2 separate regions of the Homo sapiens genome follow, and region 1 is linked to region 2. The links are chromatin loops, found by intact Hi-C in ENCODE. Cell type or tissue: mucosa of descending colon. All regions are shown on one strand. Links, peaks and the distances in the headings refer to the core of each region. The heading gives the core; the rest is flanking DNA. Region 1 holds the start of LITAFD (LITAF domain containing). Region 2 overlaps USP7 (ubiquitin specific peptidase 7).

Region 1 (17,235 bases), core at 6,735-11,734, 56 kb before region 2:
AGTAGAGATGGGGTTTCACCACGTTGGCCAAGCTGGTCTCAAACTCCTTACCTCAGGTGATCTGCCTGCCTTGTCCTCCCAAAGTGCTGGGATTGCAGGTGTGAGCCACCGCACCTGGCCAAGGATCTCATTCTTCTATGGCTGAATAATATTCCATCATGTTTAGGTACTGCATTTTCTCTACCCATTCATCCACTGATGAATGACATTTAAATTTATTACTTTTTGTTTGTTTGTTTGTTTGTTTTTGAGACAGAGTTTCACTCTTGTTGTCCAGGCTGGAGTGCAGTGGCAGGATCTCGGCTCACTGCAACCTCCGCCTCCCAAGTTGAAGCGATTCTCCTGCCTCAGCCTCCCAAGTAGCTGGGATTACAGGCATCTGCCACCACGCCCGGCTAATTTTTGTATTTTTAGTAGAGATGAGGGTTCACCATGTTGGCCAGGCTGGTCTCGAACTCCTGACCTCAGGTGACCCACCCACCTCAGCCTCCCAAAGTGCTGGGATTACAGGTGTGAGCCACGACGCCCAGCCTTAGATTGCTTCTTAATCTTGGCTGTTGTGAATGGTGCTGCGGGGAACGTGGGCAGGAGAGTTATTGTCCCATTCTACAGATGGGGAAATGAGGCTCGGATCAGCTCCCCCCAAACCATGCAGCAATTGCGGGCCAGGCTAGGACTGGAACCTGGGCCCCTGTGCTGCCCCACTGCGCCCCCCACAAGCCGTGTAGATGAAGCCCCCTCCCCAGGAAGCATCCTTCTGCCAGGGGTCTCAGAGAAGAGGGGGCTGGGACCTCAGGCTCTGGGCACACTTGCTTCCCCTGTACAGTGTCCATGCTCTCTGTTAGGGCCACTTCCTTCTGGACAGTCACCTCCTGTCTTTGGCCCAATCCCCGCCACTGTTCCTCTGCACAGTAGACTCGGGGGTCCTGTCAGAACAGCAAGTGGATCTTGGCACTTTCTTTTTTTTTTTTTTTTCCAAGACGGAGTCTTGCCGAGATTGCGCCACTGCACTCCAGCCTGGGTGACAGAGCAAGACTCCATCTCAAGAAAAAAAAAAAAAAGAAGAATGTGTCTGGCATCTGTTTCCTTCACTAAAATGTGGGCTTCTTGGGGTAAGTAAGCACCTCATCTGCCTTGCTCAGTTTTGTGTGCCTGGCATATATTAGGTGCTCAATAAATGCACGTTAAAGAATGAGGGCGGGCCGGGCACAGTGGCTCACGCCTGTAATTCCAGCATATTGGGAGGCCAAGATAGGAGGATCACTTGAGGTTAGGCGTTCGAGACCAGCCTGGCCAACATGGTGAAACCCCATCTCTACCAAAATACACAAATTTAGCCAGGCGTGATGGTGCATGGCTGTAGTCCCAGCTACTCAGGAGGCTGAGGCAGGAGAATCGCTTGAACCTGGGAGGTGGCGGTTGCAGTGAGCTGAGATCGCCCCACTGCACTCCAGTCTGGGTGACAAGAACAAGACTGTTTCTAAAAAAGAAAAAAAAAATGCTGCTTGACACACAGACACTCCACACACCCGACACACACATCTCCCACACAAATACACGCAGGTGGAAGCACACACAACCACATTCTCCCATCACATCCACACCCTGAGGCTTTCTCAATCTGGAGATAGCCCTTCCTCCTCCACCAGGCAGACCTCCAGGCTCTGAGGGAACGGGACGCAGGGATGGATAGATGGACAGACGGCAGCTGCTGGGGAAGAAATGGCCCTGAAACACCCTCTTCCCTTCAGCTGGGGGTCCTCCATCAGTTCCTGGGAACGAGAATTCCTCCCCCTACTTTTCTCTCCCTGAGTAAGCAATGTGGCTGGAGTAGGGAGGGTGGTGCCTACAGCAGCCCCTATACCTCATTCACCCCCATCCTGCCCGACCCATCCACTCCCCACCACAAGCTGGCAGGTAAGGCAGTCTGGGAGGTTAGCAGAACCGGAAATTCAACCCAGAGAGGTTAGGGGATGCCCCAGTATGACCCAGCAAGTCCCCACCCTAGGACTCCAGGGTCCACATGCAGATGAGATATATGGGACCCCACTGCTGAGCCAGAGTGAGGAAGGCAGGGTTCTGGGGGCAGCCAGCCCCTCCCCAGGCAGGAACAAGCCACTGCCCCATCTCCAGGCCCCTCTGTAATCCAGGCCCCTCTGTAACCCAACCCCCCACACGGATTGTGCAATAATTACAGGTACAGCTCATTCCTCCAATTCCTTCTTCCTTATTATCTCATCGCCTCTGCTCAAGCTGGGCCCTTCTGGGAAAAGAAGATGAGTAGGAAGGAAAAAATGTCCCATCTCCTTTTCCCATAAACAGCCCTGGCCACAGAGTCTTCCTCATTGCACAAAAGAAAGCGTAGCCCAGAGACGGGAGTCCGGTGCCCTAAATCACATAGCAGGAAAGGCCCCACACGGGACTCCCCAGGTCCCCAGCTGCCAAAACTCCAGGCTCATTGCATTCCTGGGTGGCCTGCCCCCTGCCCTGGCCTTTGTGACTCTGCTAATTGAGTTGATTGTCATGGTTCTTGTTAATATGTTAATATTAATTGCCAACTTACTGCAAGCTTTCCATGTGCCAAGTATGGAGGTAAGTGCTTCACGTGGATAACTTTCTTTTTTTTTTTTTTTTTGAGACAGAGTCTCACTGTCACCCAGGCTGGAGTGGAGTGGTGCAATCTCGGCTCACTGCAGTCTCCGCCTCCTGGGTTTAAGCGATTCTCCTGCCTCAGCCTCCCAAGTAGATGGGATTACAGGTGCATGCCACCACACCCGGCTAATTTTTGTACTTTTAGTAGAAATGGGGTTTCACCATGTTGATCAGGCTGATCTCGAACTCCTGACCTCAAGTGATCTTCATGCCTGGGCCTCCCAAAGTGTTGGATTACAAGGCTGAGCCACTGCGCCCGACCCATGGATTTCTTTCATTCTTCAGTCATTTAAGCAATCTTTTTTTCTTGTTCTTTTCTTTTTTCTTTGAGACTGAGTTTTGCTCTGTTGCCCAGGCCAGAGTGCAATCTCAGCTCACTGCAACCTCCTCCTTCTCCTGCCTCAGCCTCCCAAGTAGCTGGGATTACAGCTGTGCACCACCACACCCAGGTGATCTTTGTATTTTTGTAGAGACAGGGTTTCGCCATGTTGGCCAGGCTGGTCTCGAACTCCTGACCTCAGGTGATCTGTCTGCCTCGACCTCCCAAAGTGCTGGGATTACAGGGGTGAGCCACCGTGCCCAGCTCATAACACTCTCAGCAGAAGGTATTATTTTTGCAGGGGAGGAAACTGAGGCTCACCGAGGAGAAGACACCTGTTCAGAGTCATACAGCTCGGAGAGAGCCCACAGTTTGACCAACTTCATCCTCCTCTGTGCCAGGCCTTATTTGGAGGATGAAGAGGTGTTTTTTTTTTGTTTTGTTTTGTTTTTTTATTGAGACGGAGTCTCGCTCTGTCGCCCAGGCTGGAGTGCAGTGGCGCGATCTCGGCTCACTGCAAGCTCCGCCTCCCGGGTTCACGCCATTCTCCTGGCTCAGCCTCCCGAGTAGCTGGGACTACAGGCGCCCGCCACCACGCCCGGCTAATTTTTTCTATTTTTTAGTAGAGACGGGGTTTCACCTGGTTAGCCAGGATGGTCTCGATCTCCTGACCTCGTGATCCGCCCGCCTCGGCCTTCCAAAGTGCTGGGATTACAAGCGTGAGACACCGCGCCCGGCCTGGGGGATGAAGAGGTTTAAAAAAAAACACAAAAATCCAGTCTTCCAGAAGCCCTGACCCATGCAGCTTCCTGGTGGGGCACTGTGCCCTGGGTGCTGAGGGCCTGGGGTCTAGTTCAGCTCTCCCGCAGCCGTGCTGTGTGACCTCGGCTGGCTTTGCCACCTTTTCCGGCCGGGCCTGTGGGTTATGGGGTGGGAGAGAGGAGTCCTCGCCCCATGGCAGGGTTTGGGGCACAGAACCTGAAGAGGGAGAAATTGAGGCGGACTCATGGAAGCCCGGTGCTGCCCCCTGGTGGCGATGGCCGGGAAGGGCAGCGCCAGAGAGCATCCCCCCATCAGCTCCCTCATCCATTCACCCTCAAGGCTTCCCCAGTTCAGACATCACGCCTGGGGTCCCGACGTGTGTTAGGGGGACCATCGCTTCAAAATCCCCAGGGAAGGAGGCGGTCCCTAACCCTTCCCAAAATGTGTAACTTCAAGTCTGTACAGGAAGCCCAGGCCTGGAGCAGTGGCTCACGCCTGTAATCCCAGCACTTTGAGAGGCTGAGGCGGGCAGATCACCTGAGGTTGGGAGTTTGAGACCAGCCTGACCAACATGGAGAAACCCCATCTCTACTAAAAATACAAAATGGGCCCAGTGTGGTGACACATGCCTGTAATCCCAGCTACTTGGGAGGCTGAGGGAGGAGAATTGCTTGAACCCGGGAAGCAGAGGTTGCCACGAGCCGAGATCATGCCATTGCGCTCCAGCCTGGGCAACAAGAGCAAAACTCCGCCTCAAAAAAAAAAAAGGATCTGGGGTAGCATCAGATTGGTGTCCCACAGCTGCATCTAATCCTGACTTTGCCCTTCCTGGCTGTATCCTTGTGTAAAGCCCTTGGCCTGCCATTGGCGCAGAGGATGAGGTCTATAATTGGGAGTTCCTCTTCTGAGCCATTGAAGCCATTTGCATTTTACAATAATAATGCTGGCTTCATTATGAAGGGAAAATGAAGCAGGCAAAAAAAAAGAATGCTGGCTTCATGGACCACATCAAGAGCAGACCCCTCACCTGGGTTATGTCATCTGATTTCACAACAACCCTATGAGCTTCTTATTACCCCTATTTTACAGATGAGGCAGGGAGGGGATGGAGGTTTAAAGAAAGGTGGGGGCCAGGCATGGTGGCTCACACCTGCGATCCCAGCACTTTGGGAGGCCGAGGCAAGAGGATCACATGAGGCCAGGAGTTCAAGACCAACCTGGGCAATATAGTGAGACCCCATCTCTACTAAAAATAAGAAAAAATTAGCCAGGCATGGTGGTAAGCACCTGTAGTCCCAGCTACTCCAGAGGCTAAGGTGAGGAGGAAGACTTGAGCCCAGGAATTTGAGGGTACAGTGAGCTATGATTACGCCACTGCACTCTGGCCTGGGCCACAGAGCAAGACCCTGTCTCAAGGCAAAAAGAAAAAAGTGGGACCTTGCCCAAGCTCATAAAGCTGAATAAGCAGGAGGCAGACTGGACTTTTGAGCAGGTAAACACACACACATTTACACCATGAATATGTGTGGACATATGAACCTATACATACCTACATTTCTTCTTTCTTTTTTTAGATGGAGTTTCACTCTTCTTGCCCAGGCTGGAGTGCAGTGGCGCGATCTGGGCTCACTGCAAACTCTGCCTCCAGGTTCAAGTGATTCTTCTGCCTTAGCCTCCTGAGTAGCTGGGATTACAGACACGTGCCACCACGCCCGGCTAATTTTTGTATTTTTAGTAGAGACAGGGTTTCACCATGTTGGCCTGGCTGGTCTCAAACTCCTGAGCTCAAGTGATCTGCCTGCCTCGGCCTCCCAAAGTGCTGGGATTACAGGCGTGAGCCACCGTGCCCAGCCACATTCCTAAGAGGACATGAACATGCTACAATTAGATCTTCACATACATCTGGTTAGCTCCCTCAGGATAAATTCCTCCAAACAGAATGGCTGGGCTCTAACAGGACTATATTTCAGACCCTTGATCAGTTTCCCCACCCAGCCGTCAGCAATCTCCCACCCACCCACCATGTGGGGCCGTGGAAACATGGAGCAGGGCCATCTCCAAAGGCTGTTCAAGCCATGCCCACGGGAAGCCCCTGCCCTCCTCCTGCAGGAAGTGAGGATGAGGCCACAGTGAAGGCACACATCACAATGGCTGTTCTACTGGAGCCAGGCCCAGCAAGAGGTGGACAGGTGTGGCCCCAGCTCCTCACACCTCCTGGCAACCGGGCCTCCTCATGAGAATTCCTAGAAATAAGCACATGAGCACTCGGAGCTCAGAACACGGTGCTGCCCAGGCACTGTTGCTGGGACAGAGGCCCTCCAGAGCACCAGGATGGAATCATCCCCGGGTGAGGGCTCCCCTCATTCAGGGGCCAGGGCTGGCAGGGACCGGGAAGAAGTCTACTCTGGAGACCGCAGGAAGCAGAGAGGAGACGAGGGTCCCTGTGCTGAGCTGGGGGCTGCCCTCAGTCCTCACCACCCTTCCCCGAAATCCTACTGTCCCCACCAATCAGGGGGCCACGGAACCCAATAGAGACCATTGGGCAGTGGGGCTTTCAACGTGCTGTACTCTCCCTTAAAGTGTTGCAAGGAAGTCGCCAAATGAGACTAATGACTCCCCCACATCAGGTATGACGCTCCTGCCCGTGGCCAGAGACAACCGAGGCTGAGCGTGGAGGCAGCAGGAGGCAGAGGCTGTCCTGGCCCTGGGGCTGCCTGGCCATGTTGGTGTGGAATTGGGAAAGTTACCGAATCTTTCAGAATCTGTTTTCCAAGTGATTCTCCTGCCTCGGCATCCCGAGTAGCTGGGATTACAGGCGTGCGCCACTGTGCCCGGCTAATTTTTGTATTTGTAGTTGAGATGGGGTTTCACCATGTTGGCCAGACTGGTCTCGAACTCCTGATCTCGGGTGCTCTGCTGCCTTGGCCTCCCAAAGTGTTGGGATTACAGGTGTGAGCCACTGCATCCGGGCCTAAGTTTTGAGCTAAGTCCCTGGCATACAGTGAGCCCACTGATCTGAGGGTGCTTTTCTTTCTCTCTCCTAAAGATCCTTATCCTGCTGGTCCCCCTCCTCCCTATGGTCCTCCTCACCAGATGTACTTTGAAGGCCCCCAAGTTGTTCAGGTAGGTGAGTGCCCCTGCCGGCCTTCCCTTGTCGCTTTCTGTCCCCTGCTCGGAGCTGCCCAGAATATTCTCTTTCCTGACCTCTGACCAAGACTCTGCCCAAACAGCACATCCTCTGGCAAGTTCTCCTCCCCTGACCCCGTAGCTGTGGGACCCCGCAGCTGGCCAGCTGCCCCTGCTCCCATGCTGGCTGTGTTGCCAGTGGCCACCGAAGCATCTCTCTCCAGAGGGAAATCACTGGTGGATGGGGCCTGTATACAGTAGGCACTCAGGAAATTTTTATGGAGTAGACTCCCGTTCTCTACTCTGCAAACACACCACCCCTCAGGCCACAGAGGAGGGGAAGGCCGAGCCCCCCAGGTGGGGCCTGGGTTTTGGGAATTTAAACAAATTTTCCAAGGAATTCTCAGGCAGTCTCCAGATTCAGAACTGCTGGGTTGGATAGATTCCTGGAGGGCACAGTGAAGATGACGTCACCATTGAAAAGCACCCTTTAGGTCAGGTGCGGTGGCTCAGGCCTGTAATCCCAGAACTTTGGGAGGCCAAGGCAGGTGGATCGCATGAGGTCAGGAGTTCAAGACCAGCTTGGCCAACATGGCAAAACCCCATCTCTACTAAAAATACAAAAATAAGCCGGGTGTGATGGCACATGTCTATAGTCCCAGCTACTCAGGAGGCTGAGGCAGGAGAATCGCTTGAACCCGGGAGGCGGAGGTTGCAGTGAGCTGAGATCGCACCACTGCACTCCAGCCTGGACGACAGAGTGAGACTCCGTCTCCAAAATAAAAAGAAAAAAGAAAAAAGCACCCTTAGAGCCCACTGGAAACCCCACTTCCAGCTAAGAACACTTCTTTCCTTAGTTTCCTCCAAACCGGGGTGGGGGAGCCACACCACACCCCCACATATCAGGTCCCCAGTCTCCAGATCCCAGCATCTCCCCATCTCAGGTGAGCACCGACAGCCCATGGGAATTGAGAAGCCACAGGGGTCCTGGCCCCGGGGGGTCCCACCTGCTTCCCGCTTCCCACTCCCACAGCTGTATGCCGGCATGTCCGTGGTGGGGACGTCCATGCCGGTGCAGGCCGTGTGTCCCTACTGTGGAAACCGCATCATCACGGTGACGACCTTTGTCCCGGGTGCCCTCACCTGGCTGCTGTGTACCACCCTCTTCCTGTTCGGGTGAGTGGCCGCCCCTCCGCCGCTGCAGAGGCCTGAGCATTGGTAGGGGTGGGTCCGGGTGGGTCCCTGCAGGGTAGGGGGAGCTTTCGGGGAAAATAGCAGGACCAAGCATAGGGGAGGCCAGTTGGGTGGGGCCATTACCTCCTTGAGAGGAGGCGGCAGCCCTCTGACCCAGGGACCTCCCATGAGAACAGCAGGGAGTGGAGGGGTGAGTGATGCCTACAAAGCAGCCAGCTTAGGACACCCACGGCAGCTGCTGCTGTCACCAGCAGCCAAGAGCTTGCGGGTTCAGGATGGCTCTTACCTCTCAGCTGTGGAGTTTTGAAACACACAGAGGGGCCAGGCGCGGTGACTCATGCCTGTAATCCCAGCACTTTGGGAGGCCGAGGTGGGTGCGTCACTTGAGGTCAGGAGTTATAGACCAGCCTGACCAATGTGCTGAAACCCTGTCTCTAACTCTATTAAAAATACAAAATTAGCCGGGTGTGGTGGCACGTGCCTGTAATCCCAGCTACTCAGGAGACTGAGGCAGGGGAGGCAGAGGTTGCAGTGAGCCAAGATCACGCCACTGCACTCCAGCCTGGGATACAGAGTGAGACTCTGTCTCAAACATACACACACACGCCCAGGCCCCTCCCAGACTCTGCCTGGGTCCCAGGTGCGTCCAGCGTACAGTGAGAGGTGGCCCCGCTCACGCCCAGCCTCCGCTCCGGGGCTGCAGGTACGTCCTGGGCTGCTGCTTCCTGGCATTCTGCATAAGGAGCCTAATGGACGTGAAGCACTCGTGTCCCGTGTGTCAGCGCGAGCTCTTCTACTACCACCGCCTGTGAGCCCCCAAGAAATAAATGCCAGGGGTGCCACCTGGGCACACCCGTGTCTATGTCCTTACCTTCTGCTCTGTCAGCCCAGGAGATTGGGTGGCCGCTGGTGCTCTGGGAGCCCACGTTGAGTGTGTGGGGGCCGCGCCGTCCTGTCCACCGTTCACCCTCTTTTGACTCCTTAGAGCCACAGTCCATAGTTCAGCCCCATCTTTCTGGGCTCCCTCCCATCAGCTCAAGCCTCTGCCTCTTTGGGAAAACTATCTCCCTGCAACTCCAGCCGGAAGGAGAGACCTGTTCTCCCTGATAGCCACATCCTCACCCACTGCATGCACCTCAACCCACAACCGGGCTTACTCTGGGCCCTGCCACTGCCTTCTTGACCAGTGGCTCCGTTGCTAAGTGCAACATCCTACGTGCACTTGCTCCTTCGCTCCTACCTGACTGGGTTCTCTGTAGCCCTTGGCACTCTCCCTCCCTTCCCCAAAGACCCCATCTCCTGGGCTGCAGCAGCTCTCCAGCCCCTGCTGGTGGGTTTGTCACTTGGCCAGTGCTCCTCAGGGTCTGGCCTTGGCTCCTCCTGTCACACCCGATGCTTCCGTCGCCAGCTCCTGCATCCCACCCACAACCTTCTCCCTAGGATGCTTGAGGCCCTGCAGAGCCAACAGGTCTCACAGTAACTCCCTCCTCTCTCTTCTCCTGGGCCTAGTAGCTGGGACAAGAGTGGGTGGCAGTGCCCCCTCCAGGGCAGCCCTTCAGTCCTGTCCTTCTTGCCCTGCAGTGATTCATTTCCTCTGCTTTATCCCCTCCTTGAAGGAGGCAGCAGCCCCGGGTTTCCCTATCGAGAGTCTCTCCTGCTCCTGCTGTTCTCCAGCAGCCAGTGGCCGGCACTGAGCCGGTGATTCTTGTGGGTGAGGATCTGGAATTGCTCGGACTATGCCCGACACCTGCCGACAAAGTGCCTCTCTCAGCCCAAGTCCACATGCTTCCCCTGGGGCCCCTTGAGGCCATCTGTGAGCTGGCTCCAGCTCCCCTGCCCACCCCAGCCAGATAGGACCGAGTGCCACTCCCTCACCACCCACCCGACCTCCCCAGGCTGCTCCCAGCAGCGTCCAGCCCTCCAATCAGCCCCTGCCCTGTCAGTCTGGTCACCCGCTCTCTGGTGTGTCACTTTCCCCAGGTGGTTTGTGAGGTCTTGGCTCGCCTCTGTATCCCAGGGCCTGGCGGGGACAGGCGGGTTATAGAAGCTAGGATGGGGCAAGTCTGCCCTGATCTGTCTGGCCTCCCACCAAGAGGTTTAACCCTTAAGACTCCCGTACAGCTGCAGCCTTACAGGACTCCCGGCAGAGCTGCTGTGGAGGAAGGTGGACATTAACAAGCCCCAAATAAGCTGATGAATAGGACCCCTTTCAGGGTCTGCCTGCAGACACGGTCAGGAGGGGGACGACGGGGTAGAGGAGAATCCAGTGTCACCACTAAAGGACTTAAATTTTGCAGAATAGGCTGGGCACGGTGACTCATGCCTGTAATCCCAGCACTTTGGGAGGCCAAGGTGGAAGGATTGCTTGAGTCCAGAAGTTCTAGACCAGCCCGGGCAACATAGCAAGACCTCGTTTCTACTGAAATGCGGGGCCGGGGCATGGTGATGAGTGCCTGTAGTCCCAGCTACCTGTGGGGCTGAGGTGGGAGGATTGCTTGAGCCTGGAAGGTCGAGGCTGCAGTGAGCCCTAACCATGCCACTGCACCCCAGCCTAGGTGAAAGGGTCTCAAAAAGTTAATAAATTTTGTAAAGTAGAAATATTGTTCTACTCGTCATGTTTTCAAATAAGATGAATTTCACAGAGGGGAGAAAAGAAGTAAGGGAAGAATTGGGGGAAGAAGTAATTGGGAGCTGGGGGCACGTGAAGCCGTCTTCACTAAAATGTGGCTGGGGGAGCTGTAAGGCTCACACCGATGGGGTATTGACCCATTATTGCCCCAACCTACAGATGCGGAAGCTGAGGCTGAGTAACTAGATCAGCGCTGGAGACATAGGTCTGTCCTCAGGGTTCAGCATCAGGGAGGAAGGCACAGAGGTGAGGGGTGCATGTGTGTGTGGCTGAAGGCCTGGAAGGAAGGGTGTGTGTTTATGTGTGTACGCGCATGTGTGTGGCTGAAGGCCTGGAAGAAAGGGTGTGTGAATGCATGTTTGTACGCGCGTGTGGCTGAAGGCCTGGAGGAGGGGGGTGTGTGTGTGTGTGGCTGAGGGTCTGGGTGTGTGTGTGTGCACGTCTGTGGCCAAAGGCCTAGAGGGATAGAAGGGAGCATTACCTGTCTTCCATCATGTGGTCTTCAGCAGGTAGAGGTTCCGGGAAGCCACAGGTCAGGCAACAGCCATCTTGGCCAAAGCCTGGCATGATGGGGCTGACAGGTCCTTAGGTCACACCAGCCCCGGGGAAGGACAAGTTCTGGGACAGGTTTCCCTGGAGTAAAATGCCCCAATGCCTGTGCCTTTGCCACCACCCAAAGGCCTGGCTAAATCGGGAGAACAACTTCCCGGTCCACACTAGCTGCAGGCCCCAGAGCCTTCATTTCCACTTCAGAGACTCAGCAAGATTTTTAGGGTTGGATGGTGAAGTTTCTGACACAAATTAGGCAGCTAGTACCTGGGAACCCCAGTAAGTCCCTGAAGACAAAGGAAGCAACCTCTCATTTGTAATAAATGAGGACACGGGCACCAGGTCAACATAGGGAGACAGAAAAGCCCCTGGTGGACGAGGCGGGTGGTCATCCATCCAGGATCTATCTCAAGGTGAGGCGTGAGGGTCTCACCTAGGACGAGGGCCCAGCCACCGGGCTTCCACCATCCAGAGGGAGAGATTTGATGGCTCTGCAGAGCAGCCAGGCTGTGGCAGGCGACAATCGGGGGCTGCTCGGTCTTGCTGGCAAGGCCCATCTACAGCCTGAACCCTCCATCTGCAGAGTTCAGCTGGAGCCTCTCGTTCTGATTCCACCCAGACTGTTGTCTTTCACTCGGATTCCCAGATGGCTCCAGAGACATGAGCGCCTGCAGTCCAGGGACAGTGTCCAACCACGGCCAGGCTCTGCTCACTCAGTGTGGACTGGCTGGGTGCCAGGTCTTCCTCAGTCACAGGAGAGCTTTCATCGGCCTGAGTCAGTCACCATTGTGCCTTCAGAGGTGGCCAGGTCCTTGGCATGGCTGCAAGCTTCTGCTATGACTCTATGGATCAGTCCCCAGGCCTTCTGGATGCAGACTGCCCCGTGTTAGGAAAACGTCACTTGCCAACTCTTAGAAATAGGACAATTCGTATAGAAAATCCAGGATTTTCAGCTTGGCGAGGTGGCTCACCCCTGTAATCTCAGCATTTTGGGAGGACAAGGCGAGAAGATCACTTGAGCCCAGGAGTTTGAGACCAGTCTGGGCAACCTACGGAGACCCTATCTCTACAAAAAATTAAAAAATTAGCCGGGCATGGTGGTAACACCTGTGCTGCCAGACAGTTGGGAGGCTGGGGCAGATAGATCGCTTGGGCCCAAGAGGTCAAAGGTGCAATGAGCCATGACTGCACAACTGCACTCCAGCCTTGGAGATGGGGTGAGACCCTATCTCAAAAAACTAAGACAAACAAAAATACACATTAAAAAAAAAAAAAAAGTCGAGGCTTCTCAAGTTCCGCTGTCTGAAGGTGTAGGTGCAGAGGAACTGGGGTCTTGAGAGGCTGCCAAGTGGGGCGGGACTTCATCTGTCCCTTGGCCCAGTCCCCTGGAATACCCCCAGACCCAAGCCTCGGGGTGTCTGCAGTCACTGCCTTAGACAACAGGACCTGAGCCACTGTTCTAAGCCTCTCGGTGTTCATGTGTCTGAGGCTTTGTCCCAGGGAAGCCTCAGGTTCTCCTATGCCAAGACCTTGCCGCAGGGCCAGGCTACGGCAGGGCCGGGGCTTCCTTCTCCTGCACCCCTTTCCCTGACCCCTTTCCACGCCCAGGGCCGGCCTCTTCCCCAGCTTCGGGGCCTGTCAGAGGGGCGGCCCACCACTGGCAGATGAGCTTGGCAAGTTGCTGAACCCTCATTTGAAACTGGGGACAGCCCCCATCCTACCCCGCATGGAGGGCTGAGCTAGGGCTACCTGGAACAGGGAGGTGAGGCGGGCAGCCAGTGGGGGTCTGAATGCCTGCTCCACACTGAGCAAGGCTCAAGCCCCCATGGCTCAGGGTTCTGGCCTACTTTGGGCCACCAGACGCCTCGCTGCTGACCTCTCAGGGCTGGCTCACTGTGCACAATGGTTATCACAAAGGGTTTCTTGCTACTGTCCCTCCTAATTAGCCGGAGGCAAGAGTCAGAACAGCCCCCACCCCACCTTCTCACAGGAGCCCAATGGGCAGGTGTGGCACTGGCACCAGCTCGTGGGCAGAGTTCGCTGGTGGCTGGTGGCCTTCCTCACAATGCCACCCATACCATTTCCCTACTGGAGTTCTCAGCTCAGCCAGGGCAGAAAGATGCGCCAGGTGCACGTGGCCTCGAGCCACGCCCTGTGGGATAAAGGCGTGGAGGGGCCATCAAGGCCAAGCTGGGAACCTTGAGCAGCTCCTGGACTAACCCTCACCACCAGGGAGGGGCTGGCCTTAACCACCTTTCTCTGCCTCCTCGCTGCAAAACCAGCTTTGCAGCAATGAGCTTCAAAGGGCTGAGTGATGCTGAGTACGGGTGGGGAAGGACAGGAGGTGCCAGTCTCTTACTCCTGGGCACTGGACTTCAAGGGTGGTCTGAATCCGTAACTTCTTCCCTCTCCCAAGTTGTCCACGTGCTGTGCAGGCACTGTGCTGTGAACCCCCAGATCCAGTCATTGACAGGTGGCAGCATGTAGGGGGTCAGTGACCCCTTGGAGCTGATGGGAGGGGGCCTCCCTTTGGAACCTGCAGTTTTGCTCACAGACCATTCATGGCCTCCAGCTCCCAGGCCTCACTCAGTTAAAGGCTGCGAAACGTAAGTCAGCAGAAGATGCACAGGCACCCATCTCCCCCAAAGCCAAGACGCAGGGATGGGGAAGTCTGTCCTTAACTGTTCTCACGCAGAAAACCAATGTCCCGAAGGCTTTAGGGAGTAGGCCATAAAGAACGCCCACTCCAACGCCTGTGCTTCACGCAGCACTCAACAGCCCTCGAGTTAGTCACTGTAACTCCCGAGGTGGGGAATGTTTTGTTAGAACTGCATACCCAGTAAGGAAGACATCAGCCACATGTGCAAATTAGAATAAAATTAAAATTCAACCCCCTCTGCCACTTAAGCCACATTTCAAGTGCTTTATAGCCACAGGTGGCCAGAAGCTCCACCGCGACAAAGTTCTGATGAACACGACTGGGTGAGGACAGGGTGGTAGCAAGGCTGGCCGGAAACACTACCCATTACTCCCTCACACAAAAGTCTTAGGGATGTAGTCCAATGGGGTTGGCAAGGTCTGGTTGTTATCTTGACTCCCCTCCTCCCCAGGGGACCTACCTACACCACTAGGAGGTAGTGACTCGGCTATCTAATCTGAAGCTCTCTTGGCCCAAGAGGCCCTTATAGCAAGCCATGAAGACAGATCATTTCCCTGCAATCCAGGGTTGGTAAACCTACAAAAGGGGTTTTTAAAAACAAAGCTTTGTGGGGACAGCCTCGCCACTCAATTGTTGTCTGTGGCTGCGTTCATGCTATGTTGGCAGAGCTGAGAGTCCCAACAGAGACCATCACACAATACCTACTCTGGCCTTTTACAGAAAGTTTACCAACTCTGACCCTAGCCTAAGCCCAAACCACAAGAGAGATGTCTTACTTACACACCTCACCTTAGTAATTCAAGGAACCTTCAGGTGCTATGGCTTTGAGACGGAGTCTCCCTCACGCTGTCACCCAGGCTGGAGTGCAGTGGCACGATCTCAGCTCACTGCAACCTCTGCCTCCTGGGTTCAAGTGATTCTCTGGCCTCAGCCTCCCGAGCAGCTGGGACTGCAGGTGTCTACCACCATGCCCGGCTAATTTTTGCGTTTTCAGTAGAGACAAGGTTTCACCATGCTGGCCAAGCTGGTCTTGAACTCCTGACCTCAAGTGATCCACCGATCTCAAGCCTCCCAAAGTGCTGGGATTACAGGTGTGAGCCACCGCATCCGGCCCAGGTGCTATAGGTTTTATCGCATTTGCTTTAACTGTGAAGGTGGTTTCAGAGTTAAGACTTTAAACTACTCACAATTTCCATCCCTGGCACCATAAACATTTGCCTCACAGCAAATGAGTGATGTTATGTATGACGCCAAATGTCCTTGCCGTCTGGTGAAAGAGAAGCTGGGTCAGGGCCTCCATCAGGAAGCGATGGTGTCTAGACGTGGCTTCTCGCCCTGTCAAGGCACCCACGTTGCAGGGGACTCTGCCAGGTCCCATAGTGTCTCCCTTGGGCTTTGCTCACAGCACGAGCCACCGCGCCTGGCTGCTCTTCTCATTTTGAAACAAGACTGCTTCAGCTCGCTGCTCTTGTGTGTGAGGGCGTGGGAAGGGCCACTGTGACCGCAGGCCCTTGCTGTCACGCAGTGGTTTTCAGGGCTCCCCGCTGTGAAGACTCCGAATGCTGTCAACAGATGGCATCCACACCCCACAGAGGGAGAGGACACAATAGTCCCAGGGGTTACAGTGAGGCCGGAGAAGGGGAGTTCATTTTTCTTTCTTTAAAATTTCAGCTTGTCTCCCCAGAACCAGTTTAACAAACTCAAACTCCTGACACTGTAACTGCGAGTGAGTGGAAAAGGGAACGCGGCAGATGACGGAAACATTACAACACGTTCTTTGGAAAAAGAGTCATTTAATACCTTAAGGGAGAGTAGGAACTTTCAGTTACCTAAGACTACAGCCAACCCCCAGCCCAGAACAAAAACAAGACACCTTAATGTTTGTTCAAAGACAAACCCACAGCGAACGGCTCTCGCACCCCTGCTCTAACTCCTCTTTCTGGGGGAGGAAGGAGGGAAGGGCCAGGTCCGCGGGGACCCTCACTCCCTGCTTTCTATCACACGGGTCACAAGGCAGCTCTCAGAGCAGAAGGCACACACACTGCAGTGGAAGTTGAGAAAGGAAGTCACTCCAAGGTACACACTGGCCCAAAGACCAGGAAACCGTGCCACGGAGCTGGAAGGCAAGGCCGATGGGACGGTGCAAGGACCACGCCCACGATAGCGCCTGCCGCCCCGAAGGGCCTCGTGACACATCAGGTCACATCTCCAGTCACCTTATTTGTACACAGTTCTCTCCTGGAAAACCTTTCATTTCTTAAGAGTAAATGTGACTAGTTAGAGGCTAAAAAAAAAAAAAAAAAAAAAAAGAAACAAGAGACCCTGCCCCCGCAAAACGGAATTAGAAGGAAAAGTACATCTCAGTGAAACCTTGTTACAAATGCCAAGGTTTCCCAGGCCTGTTTCCAGGGAGAGTAGAAATCTTCCTCCACTTCCACGTAACTCACTGAATTATAATTTTTATAGAAAATTTTATTCAACATACAACATTTTCCAGCAAAAAGGCAATATACAGGAAGAGTTGGTGTACACTGCTCCCACAGAAACAACCCAAAAAATACCGGAAAAGGATGAAAAATAAGAGTGATTTGCTGATTCTATTTTACTGCACTCAAAACTAGACACGCAGCTGGCATTAGCTCCAAAATAAAAGGAAACGGGGCTGGGACCGAAATAAAACTACACACAATGAATATCAACATCAGTGAAATTCACTTGCAGACTCACCCAACAAAAAGGAACCTCCTCCCAGTGGCAAATTGTACATGTTCATTCATTAAATATACAATTCATTTTTCCTTTTTTTTTCATTTTTAACTTTTTTACAAAGTCGACAGCTTACTAACCACTAGTGAGCATGCCCTCTTGCTAAAAGGCTTTCTTGTCGTCTGTTCCACTTTAACGAAATTCTATTTATAATCCTTTCACCTGCTCGTATGAACTGTTGAGATCGTAAGTCTGCCAAGGCAGCAGAGTAAACCTTAATTGAATTTAACAATGTTCTTGATTTAATAAAAAGACCCCCACAATGTCTGTCCGGACTGTATTCAGTGCATCCACTTTGCAAAGGGGCTGCAGACAGTAGTGGCTGACGAGGTGAGACAAGTTTATTAAAAAGCCCCCAGGCAGCTGGAGGAGGAGAACCCGAGGAAGGGCCGACAATGCACACAATGAAGGGAAGAGCGCTATTTATTAGGTTGTGAGTTTCTCTGTTTTGCCTTAACAGATGCACAAAAGGTCATTGAAAGTATAACTGAAGGAAATAGGTCAGACGAGCCTAAACACAAGACTTGCTAGCTGCAGGGCTGGTGCACGGGACCCCAGGAAGGCAGCCGAGCCACTCGT
Region 2 (5,000 bases), core at 1-5,000:
CCAAAACAATAGTCTACCAACTATTTACATAGCATTTACACTGTATTAGATATTATAAGCCACGTAGAGATAATTTAAACTATATAGGAAGATGTGTGAAGATTATATGCAAATACTACACTGTTTTGTATGAGGAAGACTTGAGCATCTGTGGATTTTGACACCCTGAGAGGGGTCCTGGAACCAATCCACCATTAATACCAAGGGACAGGGAGAGATCCCATACCCTTTTCCTAGTTTCCCCTTACAGCACCACTTTGCAAAACTACCCTGCCTGCAGTATCAACAGCCAGGGTCCTGATGTAACCCACCAACCCAATGAAGATTTCTCCACATTTACATGTACTTACGTGTATTTAGTTCTCTACAATTTTATTTACTGTGTAGATTTGTGTGTCCACTACCACCACAGTTAAGATCCTGAACAGTTCCAACACCACAAGGATCCCTCCAGTGGCCCTGTTACGACCACCCACCCCGGCGTGCGTGCTCCCCCATTATCCCCGGCAACCCTCATATGTTCTGCATCTCTGGGATCTTGTCACTTCACCAATGCTATATAAATGGACACAGTGTGGAATGAGTTGTTCCTTTCTCCTGTACTCTAGGATATCATGGCAGGGATGGACTGCCATTTGACCATTCACTTGCTGACATCTGGGTCCTTTCCAGATAGAGGAAATTCACAAATAAAGCTGCTATGAAAATATTGGACTGGTCCTGGTTTCTATTTATTTCTACTTTTGAGTTCTGAAAGAAGTAAACACAAGCAAGCAAATGTTAGCTAGCAACAATGCAGACATAGATAAGGAGAAATCAACTGGCCTTCCCTGAGTGCTAACATGAAGGAAACCATGAATGTTTCACCTCCAGGCATTCTCAATGTAATGTTCATATGTACATATCATGTACATTGCTCGTGCACTTTTTCTCATGAAGGAAAACACATATACTATTCACATTACGTGGGTAAGTTTAATAACTCCAAAACATTGTCATGATTTATCAACCACTCCCCTAAAGAAGACTGTTTCTGGCCGAGCGCAGTGGCTCACGCCTGTAATCACAGCACTTTGGGAGGCCAAGGAGGGCAGATCACGAGGTCAGGAGATTGAAACCATCCTGGCTAACACGGTGAAACCCCGACTCTACTAAAAATACAAAAATTAGCCAAGCATGGTGGCACATGCCTGTAATCCAAGCTACTTGGGAGGCTGAGGCACAAGAATTGCTTGAACCAGGGAGGCGAAGGTTGTAGTGAGCTGAGATCATGCCACTGAACTCCAGCATGGGTGACACAGCAAGACTCTGTCTCCAAAAAAAAAAGGCTGTTTCCATCCAGGTTTTTCCTGTATTTTTGTGACTCCAAATGATGCTCTCACAAACAGCTCTGTCCTGTGGCTCCCATCCTGCTGCCTATCTACGCATCCTATAGCCAGGTCACCTGTCTAGGCATCCTACAGCCAGGTCATATACACATCTGGCCTCTGCAAGTAGCTAACCATGCTTTGTCCAATGGCAAATGTCAACACTGTTATCCAAGAACCAGAACACCGCCAAATGCTCTGGTGAGCTCCAGCACAGGACCAGCCTCCAGCACAGTGCTCAGGAGAACTCTTCGGCTTCTTGAACACAACGAGAGGCAGAAGGTGTACTAGGAATGTCCAAGAAGCTGGGCGCCACCATCAAGGCTGTTGATCAGAGTGGGAGGGCAGGGGTTACCTTGGGACCAGGCAACCCAGGGCGGGAGGTGGGGCAGTTACAGCAATGGCCCCTGCATCAGAAAGGGAGAGGTGGGAGCCTGTAAGCTCCCGAGGCATCCACAGAAACAGGGACGATGGTGGCAGCCAAAAAAGACGGAGTTACCACACTCCCTAAGAAGCTCCTGACCGCCATCTTCTAGACATTTCCAGGGAGTGGGAAAGATCAGAGGCTGTGGAGTGAGATCAATCCCCTCTGCGAGGCCTCTCCTAGGTGAAGCTCAAGCTGGCTTCAGGTAGGGCCCTGGAATATTAGCCGGACATGGTGGCGCACACCTGTAATCCAAGCTACTTGGGAGGCTGAGGCAGGAGAATCACTTATATACAGTGTCCAGAACCTGGAATATATACAGTCTCCAGAACCTGGAGGTAATCAAGTGGGGGTGAAGGTCATAATAGGATACAATAAAGTCAGGAATAGCAGGACAGAATTCTCTCTCCTCCCACTCCAGGACCCTTCTTCTCGTCCAGCACTCAGGGACTCAAGGTTCACCTTCCAGCCACTGATTGGAAAGTGGTAGGTGCTGGCCAGGCCACACTGCCCATGTTTGCCAAGGAGCTGCTGCCCAATTCACATGGGGCCCATGCCCCATGCCCATGAGGACCCCCCGCCCCACCACCAAATTACTTCCCAGCCCTCACGCCCTCTGTGCCTGACTGGATACCTGAAACCTCTTGGAAGGAGCCAATTCCAGAACATGAACCTAAGTGGAAAAATTAACTATGCTCAAACATAACCCTGAAAGCACCTTTCTAAGCTGCTACCATTAGCTAGGATTTCATGCATCCCCTAAAGGGTGGACATACCCTACATATCCTGCAGTCTGCGGTTAACAACTTTTTAACAAAGAAAACATCTTATTCTGTAGCCTAATACGTTACTTTTCCAGACAGGAAGGACCTGAGGGGTAAAGGCACGTATCTCCAGCCGCATTTCAGCAGAGCCCACCCTCTTCTCGCAGGTCAACCGACATGTCCAGTAACTTGTCCTAAGCCAAAACACATTTCGGCTTTTTTGTCCACGCACGATAGCAACATCAGAGTGTAAATAAGTTAGTCTGCCAATTCGCTTAGTATCTTCCTTCTAGTACCTTGTAGCCTTGCTTGGTACCAGGAAAGACAAAGACCAGGCCGTGTTGGTGTGGTGAGGAGTGAGGGGACGGGCAGAGCCAGGATCAGCTGTGTTGGGTGGTGCGTGCTGTGAAGTCAGGCCTGCCTCTCCCCAGGTGTGAGACCACCGGCCAGCCACTGACCCTTCCAAGCCTCCGTCTCTGACAGATGGGCTGGGCCCAGGGTTCGGCAGGGAACTGGGTGGACACGCCTCCTGGTCTCCTGGTGCTCACTAGGAAGTGGGAGGCAAGTCCCTTGGTGATCATTGCAATAGAGGGCAAACGCACACAGTGACAGCCACAGGGCTGGTTCATGTCCCTTAGTCATGAAGGAGGAGACAACTGGCAAGCACAGAGTGGCAAATTCTGTGGCAAGCACAGAGTGCAAGAAGCCTGCCGGCCAGAGATGGAAAAGTGCAGTCCAGGTAGAGCAAACCGCAACAGGAACAGGAACAGGGCAGTGGGAAGGGGAAGGTGGGCAGGGCCAAAGCTATGGAGGGCCTTGAAGGCCACGATAAGCATTCTTAACTTCACTCTAAAATGTTCCCTCCCAGCAGGTGCTCCACCCAATGAACAGGAAGCCATCCATGTCCTTGGGAGGTACTGGGACACTCGGAGTGACTGGGATGCCCAGTGGAGAGTCTGTCGGACCTGAGACAGCCCCAGCATGGGAATCCTGGTACCAGCCCTTGCCAAATATCAAGCAGTGGGGTCTGTCCCACCCTTATCACATGCTAGGGGTCTCCTGACAAGCTCCTTTGCTGTTCTGCAGCACTGTGAGGGTCTGACCACCTGCACCTCACCCCAGCCTGTCAAAGTAGATCCCTGTGTACTCTAAAACGGGGGCCCTCCTAAGTAACTCTGAATCCCTCTGGTCTTATTAACAATATTTGGCTTACGGCTTATTTATTTTTGAGACAGGGTCTCGCTCTGTTGGGCAGGCTGGAGTGCAGTGGTGCCACCATGGCTCACTGCAGCCATGACCTCCCAGGCTCAAGCAATCCTCCCACCTCAAGCTCTTGAGCAGCTGGGACTACAGGCGCACACCACCACACTCAGCTAGTTTCTGTATTTTTTTGTAGAGACTGGGTCTCACTATGTTGTCCAGGCTGGTCTTGAACTCCTGGCCTCAAGCAATCTCCCAGCTCGGCCTCCAAAAGTGTTGGGGTTACAGACATGAGCCACCACATCCAGCCACTTTGTGATTTTATACCCTCCAGTTATTTGGCCATATGCACCCTCATTAGGCTGGCTGGAAAGCCATTTCCAGGGGACAGTCCTGTCCTACTAAGCTAGGTTGCCTTCAGTTCTGTACCTTTTCAGGCACTGCGGGCCCTGAGGTCAGCCGACCACCTGGCTTTAAGGCAGTGGAGCCTGAGTGTTCAAAGTGGACCCACTTTGACGCTTTGCTCTATATGCTGAAATAATCCTGATGTAAATTAGCTATATGAAAACCAAGCCCCAAAGAAGGCCACATATAATATGTGATCCTTAAATAAAACTATTTGTTTGGAGCTTTCAGTTTAGCTTCATTATGTAAAAATCATCTGTTCCCTAGAGATCATCCTAACTACCAAAAGTGCCTGTCCAAACACTGATGATTGGTTTTAATGCTGTGTTGTGCACTGAGAGGGGTTTAATATACAGCACAAGTAAAGAGCTTATAATTACGCCTGTACTGCTTCTACATGTATAGTCTGCTCCGCAAAAGAAACAGGATTATCTGCTCAACTGTGCAGCACAATGCAAGTAGAAGTTGCAGCACGCACGGCCGGAACCGAGCTGCACAGATGCAGTTAGGGCAAGGGATGCCCCTACCTGGATGGAGATCTGTGACACACAAGAGCCAAAGGATCAACACCGAGAATGCAGGGCCCCAATGCCATGAGAAACACAAACGACTAACCAACAGGCTCCACCTCCCTCGTTAACGTGGGATACCACTCTTCCTCTGCTGGATTAACGGTGAAAAGCAATGGAGATGCCCACCAGTACTGAAGGTCTAGCATATGGGTAGAGTCGAATGGCTGGCGGGAACACACTTTTCTAGAGTCAACTGTCCTTCCCAAAGGCAATATGTATTAAAATCAAAATGTTGAATGTCCTTTCACTCATTTTGAAATGTTACCAC

What was found. A loop is a pair of places that touch in the nucleus more often than their neighbours do. Peaks named below come from ENCODE experiments on the same cell type or tissue, not always from the same donor. Only the 100,000 strongest peaks of a DNase experiment are listed, where the experiment ranks them.
Region 1: a loop joins it to region 2, with 6 times the contacts of the local background. A loop is called at or near these places in 6 of 110 quality-filtered maps.

Annotation. Positions count from the first base shown.
Region 1 is chr16:8,876,431-8,893,665 of GRCh38, forward strand. It overlaps LITAFD (LITAF domain containing), which reads left to right and starts at 5,921. Exons shown (of 4, transcript NM_001395433.1): 1 at 5,921-6,080; 2 at 6,780-6,856; 3 at 7,893-8,035; 4 at 8,757-8,920. The coding sequence starts at 7,926. The coding sequence ends at 8,865. It overlaps USP7 (ubiquitin specific peptidase 7), which reads right to left. Exons shown (of 31, transcript NM_003470.3): 31 at 15,667-17,235. RefSeq lists silencers at 1,496-1,611, 9,904-10,043 and enhancers at 3,721-4,010, 6,058-6,558, 11,486-12,328, 15,068-15,337, 15,398-15,547 and 2 more. In mucosa of descending colon, for the core only: no CTCF peak of the experiment used is centred there; DNase peaks (open chromatin) are centred at 8,001, 8,381, 8,701, 9,771 and 1 weaker place.
Region 2 is chr16:8,938,783-8,943,782 of GRCh38, forward strand. The region is part of intron 1 of USP7 (ubiquitin specific peptidase 7); the gene reads right to left. Among named protein-coding and RNA genes, the nearest start is that of USP7-AS1, 21 kb to the right of the region's middle. In mucosa of descending colon, for the core only: no CTCF peak of the experiment used is centred there; a DNase peak (open chromatin) is centred at 3,104.